Linked DNA regions of Homo sapiens: region 2 is linked to region 1. A link is an interaction called in ENCODE POLR2A ChIA-PET data of the cell type or tissue named here. Cell type or tissue: A673. All regions are shown on one strand. Each heading gives the region's core, and the rest is flanking DNA. Links, peaks and the distances in the headings are about the cores only. Region 1 overlaps LOC105370912 (a long non-coding RNA gene). Region 2 has its middle 16 kb from the start of SKIC8.

Region 1 (2,909 bases), core at 181-2,680:
TCCACAGAGCTTGCACCACTGGATACCTCCGCTTCCCTATGCCCTTTGATAACCATCTGTTATCAGGATTATTTTTCTTTTTTTTTTGAGATGAGGTCTTACTCTGTCACCCAGGCTGGAGTGGGATCATAGCTCACTGTAGCCTCGACCACCTGGGCTCAGGTAATCCTCCTGCCTTAGCCTCCCAAGTAGCTGGGAAAACAGGCACACACCACCGTGGCTGGCAGATTTTTTTTTTTTTTTTTTTGAGACAGAGTCTCGCTGGAGTCAGGATGGAGTGCAGTGGCGCGATCTCGGCTCACTGCAAGCTCCGCCTCTCGGGTTCACGCCGTTCTCCCGCCTCAGCCTCCCGAGTAGCTGGAACTACAGGCACCCGCCACCACACCCGGCTAATTTTTTGTATTTTTAGTAGAGACGGGCTTTCACCGTGTTAGCCATGATGGTCTCCATCTCCTGACCTCGTGATCCACCTGCCTCGACCTCCCAAAGTGCTGGGATTACAGGTGTAAGCCACTGTGCCCGGCTGCTAATTTATTATTATTTTTTTTTTTTTGTAGAGAAGGGGGTCTTACTATGTTACCCAGACTAGTCTCGAACTCCTGGCCTCAAGTGATCCTCCTGCCTTGGCCTCCCAAAGTGCTGGGATTACAGGTGTGAGCCACTGGCCAGGATTTTTTTTTTTTTTTTGAGACGGAGTCTCGCTCTGTCACCCAGGCTGGAGTGCAGTGGCGCGATTTTGGCTCACTGCAAGCTCCGCCTCCTGGGTTCACACCATTCTCCTGCCTCGGCCTCCCGAGTAGCTGGGACTACAGGTGCCTGCCACTATGCCCGGCTAATTTTTTGTATTTTTAGTAGAGACGGGATTTCACCGTGTTAGCCAGGATTGTCTCGATCTCCTGACCTCGTGATCTGCCCACCTCGGCCTCCCAAAGTGCTGGGATTACAGGCATGAGCCACCGCGCCTGGCCAGGATTTTATTTTTTTAAGAGGGTCTTGCTATGCTGCCCAGGCTGGCCTCAAACTCCTGGGCTCCAGCAATCCTCCCACCTCAGCCTCTCAAGTAGTTGGAACTACAGGCATGAGCCACGATGCCTGGCTTGTTATCAGGACTGTTGATCTTTACAATTCTCAGGGTAATGTTTTAAAAATCAGCTTTATCAAGGTATAATTTCATATGATACCCAGGTAGTTTTGATTTGCATTTCCCCCTTTAAGAAATGAGGCTCCACCTCGTTTCATAAGCTTAAATGATGAGAAGATTTCACGGTCCCTCAAGGAGAAATACTGTCCTGCTTGGTATCTTACCTTTGCACAAATTCCCAGTTTGTGCCAGGCAGTAACACACCCTGTTTATCTTAAATTCCCAGGTACAGTCGTTTGGGTCTTCACTGGTTTTAATCCTAAGGCTGTATGAGCTTCATGTACATTATCCTGTCTGTTGCCCATAACACTTCTATGAGATGATGATGATGATTTCCATTCTAAGAATGAGGAAGCAGAGGAGACACAAGTAAGCCAGAGGCAATGCTGGGTTTAGACCCTGGTTGGCTTGAGGCCACAGCCCATAATCTTCTCACTCTCTCACTCCAACTTGAATTGGAATCAGACCACCAAGACGCCCACCACAGCTTGGCCATTAGTTGCTGTGAGACAGTGAGAAAATCCCTTCCCCTTTCTGGTCTCTGTGCAATGAGTGGATGGAGTTGCTGACTTCCATGAGCTGGATGGGAGAACAGGGCAGGAAATGATCCAGGACTGTGAAGCTGTCAGTCTCCTCCTTGTTCATCAGAGTGAGTAAGTAGCAAAGCAAAGGAAAAGCAAAACTCCCACTCCCCAAAATGCAGGCAGCATCCATTCAGTCCTGAATTCCGGGGAAAGGCGAGAGATGGGGACAGGTCCATATTTCAAGCGTTTATCCAACATATGCAGGGCAGGCCAGCCTCCTCAAGAGGCTTTCTTTGTCCCAGGAACAAATTACAAAGGCAGGTGGAAGTAGTTATCCTCGTTGAAAGAAACAGGCACAGGAACTTGCTCAGAGGCCCTGAAAGATGATGAGAATGAAAACCAGATTTCACAGGGTTAAGGGAGCAAGTAAAGGAGAGCTCCCATTTAGTTTTAGAAACACAAGACACACATTTTAAAGAAGGGGAAATGAGGCATAGACAATCACATGACTTACGCAAGGTCACACAAGTTTTAACATGTGAACACAGGTCTGTTGATTCCCAACGTGATGTTCACCATCTCCTCATCCCCCTGCCGATCAGCCAAGCTTTACCCACCTACCCATGTGCAGGGAGACTTGAGAAGGCCTACACTGCTGGAGAGGAGCAGTAGGATTTAAGTCTTGATGACGCTAATAGGATACATCTGCTGGGCTTCCTAATTTAATTGGACTGTTATTACTTGCACACTGATGATGCTGTTGAATACTTTGCCTTTGGATGTTTGGTTAAAATGACTCTGTGTTTTGCCCCACCATTTGCCGGAATCTGTAGGGACAGAACTATACTCTCTAAAGAACTGTACTCTCTACAGAACTATACTCTCTAATTGTTCTTTGGAACAATTCCAAAGGTGTGGTTCATCCTGGGAACACATGGGAATTTTTACCCACAGTTTATAAAACGTCTCCATCCTTTCAAGCCCCTCTCGGCTGTCCTAGTACATGAACTATATTTCCCCAGGGAAGCTCAGAGAAGCTCACCTCTCTCAAAGGTGCCACTCCATATTGACCACAGTTCTGGCTGCATTCTGTCATTGGGGTGGGTGGATGAGCTGTGCTGGGTCGAGCCTGGTGGTGCTGAGAAATGAGGAAGGCAGTGCTGAGGAAAGGCCAGTCCATACATTGCTGACTATTGTCCCAGCTGTCTTTTGTCATTACTATCCATGCCCTAGATTGCCAGGGC
Region 2 (2,909 bases), core at 122-2,621, 93 kb after region 1:
TCTTCAAAATCAGGAGAGTGAAGTCACCTGGCATGGCAGTGCTCGGAGCAGCACGCTGTGAGTGTCCAGAAGAGGGCTCCCCAGGGTGCTGACATTTAGACTGGGCTGCCTTCTGGAGATGGGTGTGAGAAGAAGCAGAGGCAGATCACAGAGGGCCTCAGATGCCAGGCTGAGAAGTTGGGACTGTGCCCTGTGGCCATGGGGAGCCACAAAAGGTTGATGAGCTGCGGAGTGATGTGTTCACCTGCGTTGTAGGAGGCTCACGGGGGCAACCTCGGCACAGCTCCTGCCATTGCTGGCCCTGCACTTCACAGCTCTGTTGTGCTGCCAGCCCTGCCTGACCCTCTGAAGCAACAAAGCCTCCTATACCCAGAGGCCTCCCGGTTATCCTTGTATATTTATTCATCCATATAAACTTTAGAGCCAATCTGTCAACCCCTAAAAGTCCAGGAATGAGCAAAAGTCCCGTTTCGCCCTTCTCTTGCCCTCAGGAAACTGTACCTTGTCTCAGAGTCATTGAGGGTGTGTTTAGTTGGATCTGCACCAAATAGGGCGGTGGTGGCTATGGAATTTTATCACATCGGTTCTTGTCCTGCCCCCGCTGCTGATTCCTGAAACGACCTTAGGTGAGTGAGTCCTTGCTTTTTCAGGCCTGAGGTTCCCCACGGTAGAGTGAGGAGTTTGAATCAGCTCATCTGAGAGCGCTGCCAGCCTGTATTTACACAATGCAAATGGAGCCCCAGCCCCTAAGACCAAGCATCAGCTTTTATAGGGGAAACACCGGGCTCCGTCAAGCAGAAACCCCGCCTGACTCCCGGGGCTTTCTGGGACTCCTTCCTGACCGCCTGCCTCCTCTCAGCTGTCTCTGGTTAAGCCTGTTAGATCTGGTTCTGTCTGAAGAGATGCGCACAGGCTGCTTTCCACCCAACACCCATCCCAAGGCCTGTTCCAGGCCCCTTTTGTCCCCCAGGCAGCAGAGGCCTAGCGACAGGCCTCATTCATCTTCCCACTGAGTCCAGAGACAAAGGGCTTAATGTGTGTGCAGATGGGCCTGCCCCTCCATCATCCCTCACAACCAGTGTCCGATAATGTGCCTCCAATGAGTCTCCCGTGGCCACCCTCTGACCAGGGGGTGGCTGGGCAATGACACATGCAAACACAGGGACTGGATGACAAAGCAAGCCTTGAGGGGGCATGGCGGGGGGCAGGGCATGATCACAGCCCCACGGAGAATCCCATAAGTCATTTCTGATGGGGATACATTAGGCCTCTCAAAGAGCACTTGCCCCTGAACACTGAGCTGCCAAATTAATTGACAAGGGACCTTTACAGGCAGCTCCTAGAGAGCAGGAACCCCTGTCCCCAGAGGCCCGGCCCAAGAAGCTGTCGTTTTCTGAGAGGAAAGAATTGTGCCCTGTCTGGCCAGAGCTCAGTACCCTTCTGGGCTGAGTGAGACCCTGGCCACTGCAGAGGGTCGCATGTATGTGTGATCAAGGAAATTGGGTCCCAGAGAGAGCAGTGATGTGCTGTAAGCACACAGCACATAGGTGGTGGAGGTAAGGCTGGAACCTAGGTCTCCTGACTACTCTGCCAAGCCCTTTCCCTCCCTCTTGTGGCCAAGCCCCTGAGTGCTGCAGAGGGCTCTGACTGCCTAGTCGTAGGTCCTCCCCACCCTCGTGGCAGGGCTTCTAGGGGTCAGGGGGAGAGTCCTCAGCCCCTGTTCTCCCACAGAGCCTGAGCCTGGCCCTGGTGAAAACACTGATGACCCCCCTCCTTTTTTATTTTTTTAGAAACAGGATCTTGCCTTGTCACCCAGGCTGGAGAGCAGTGGCAAAATCATGGCTCACAGCAGCCTCAAACTCCTGCCTCAGCCTCCCAAATAGCTGGGACCACAGGTGCATACCACCATGCCTGGCTAATTTTCTTATTTTTTATAGAGACAGGGTCTTGCTATGTTGCCCAGGCTGGTGTTGAACTCCTGACCTCAAGCAATCCTTCTGCCTCAGTCTCCCAAAGTTCTGGGATTACAGACATGAGCCACTGAGCCAGCCTAAAGCCCCCTTTAAAATGCAGACACAGAGCAGGAAGAGTGGCAGAAAGGATGGAAGGAGTGCCAGCAGCCAGGAAGCCATAGCTGGCCACTCACGGAAAGCCAGAGCACAGTACTAGAGACACAGAAGGCTGTGGATGGGAGTGGGCATCTGGGGACTAGGCTCACATCCCCACTCTGCCCTGGCCCTCTTGGGGATCTTAGGTCAGCCATGTCCTTCCCTGAGACCTTACCTTTCAGCAGAATGAAAGACTCAAAACAGGAAGCAATGATCCTATCACTATTCGCTCCCGTTTATCAAGCACTCTCTGTAAGCCAAGCACTGCGCTAAGTGCTGCTGAGTCCTTGTCTTATTAATCTTCGTAACAGACCCAAGAAGAAATTGTCTTCATTTTACAGGTGAGGCTGGGCACGTGGCTCACACCTGTAACCCTAGCACTTTGGAAAGTCAAGGTGGGAGGATCGCTTTAGGCCAGAAGTCCAAGACCAGCCTGGGCAACACAGTGAGACCCTGTCTCTACAAAATAAATAAAAACTAAAATTTTTAAAAATACAGATAAGAAAACAGAGTTTCAATAGCTAAAGTTACTTTTCTTACAAGTGGCTGAGCCCAGGTTAGAACCCAACCTCGGGGCATGCTCCTGGCTTAGGGACAAGGATAAGAGGGGACCAGAGAACAGACAGAGAATTCCAGAGGCCCAGGTTCAGCCAGGAAGCGCAGGTCAAAGTGGGTCCCGAGTGGGGAGGCCCATTAGCCACCAGGCCCCTTGGCCCCTGGAGAGAGGCACAGCGCAGAGGGAAACAGCCCACCTCCCCGCAGGTCTTGCTGAAGACCCTCCATTCCCCTTCTGAATCTCTA

The links. Peaks named below come from ENCODE experiments on the same cell type or tissue, not always from the same donor. Only the 100,000 strongest peaks of a DNase experiment are listed, where the experiment ranks them.
Region 2: POLR2A ChIA-PET joins it to region 1 with 6 read pairs; 9 of 35 experiments call an interaction of 5 or more read pairs at or near these places.

Annotation. Positions count from the first base shown.
Region 1 is chr15:78,407,732-78,410,640 of GRCh38, reverse strand. It overlaps LOC105370912 (a long non-coding RNA gene), which reads right to left. Exons shown (of 4, transcript XR_932506.3): 3 at 2,708-2,803; 4 at 1-2,041. Among named protein-coding and RNA genes, the nearest start is that of IREB2, 29 kb to the left of the region's middle. In A673, for the core only: no CTCF peak of the experiment used is centred there; no DNase peak of the experiment used is centred there.
Region 2 is chr15:78,314,560-78,317,468 of GRCh38, reverse strand. No RefSeq gene overlaps it. Among named protein-coding and RNA genes, the nearest start is that of SKIC8, 16 kb to the right of the region's middle. RefSeq lists a silencer at 693-802 and an enhancer at 1,672-1,721. In A673, for the core only: a CTCF peak has its summit at 1,614 (motif pointing left); a DNase peak (open chromatin) is centred at 1,608; H3K27ac peaks cover 399 bases.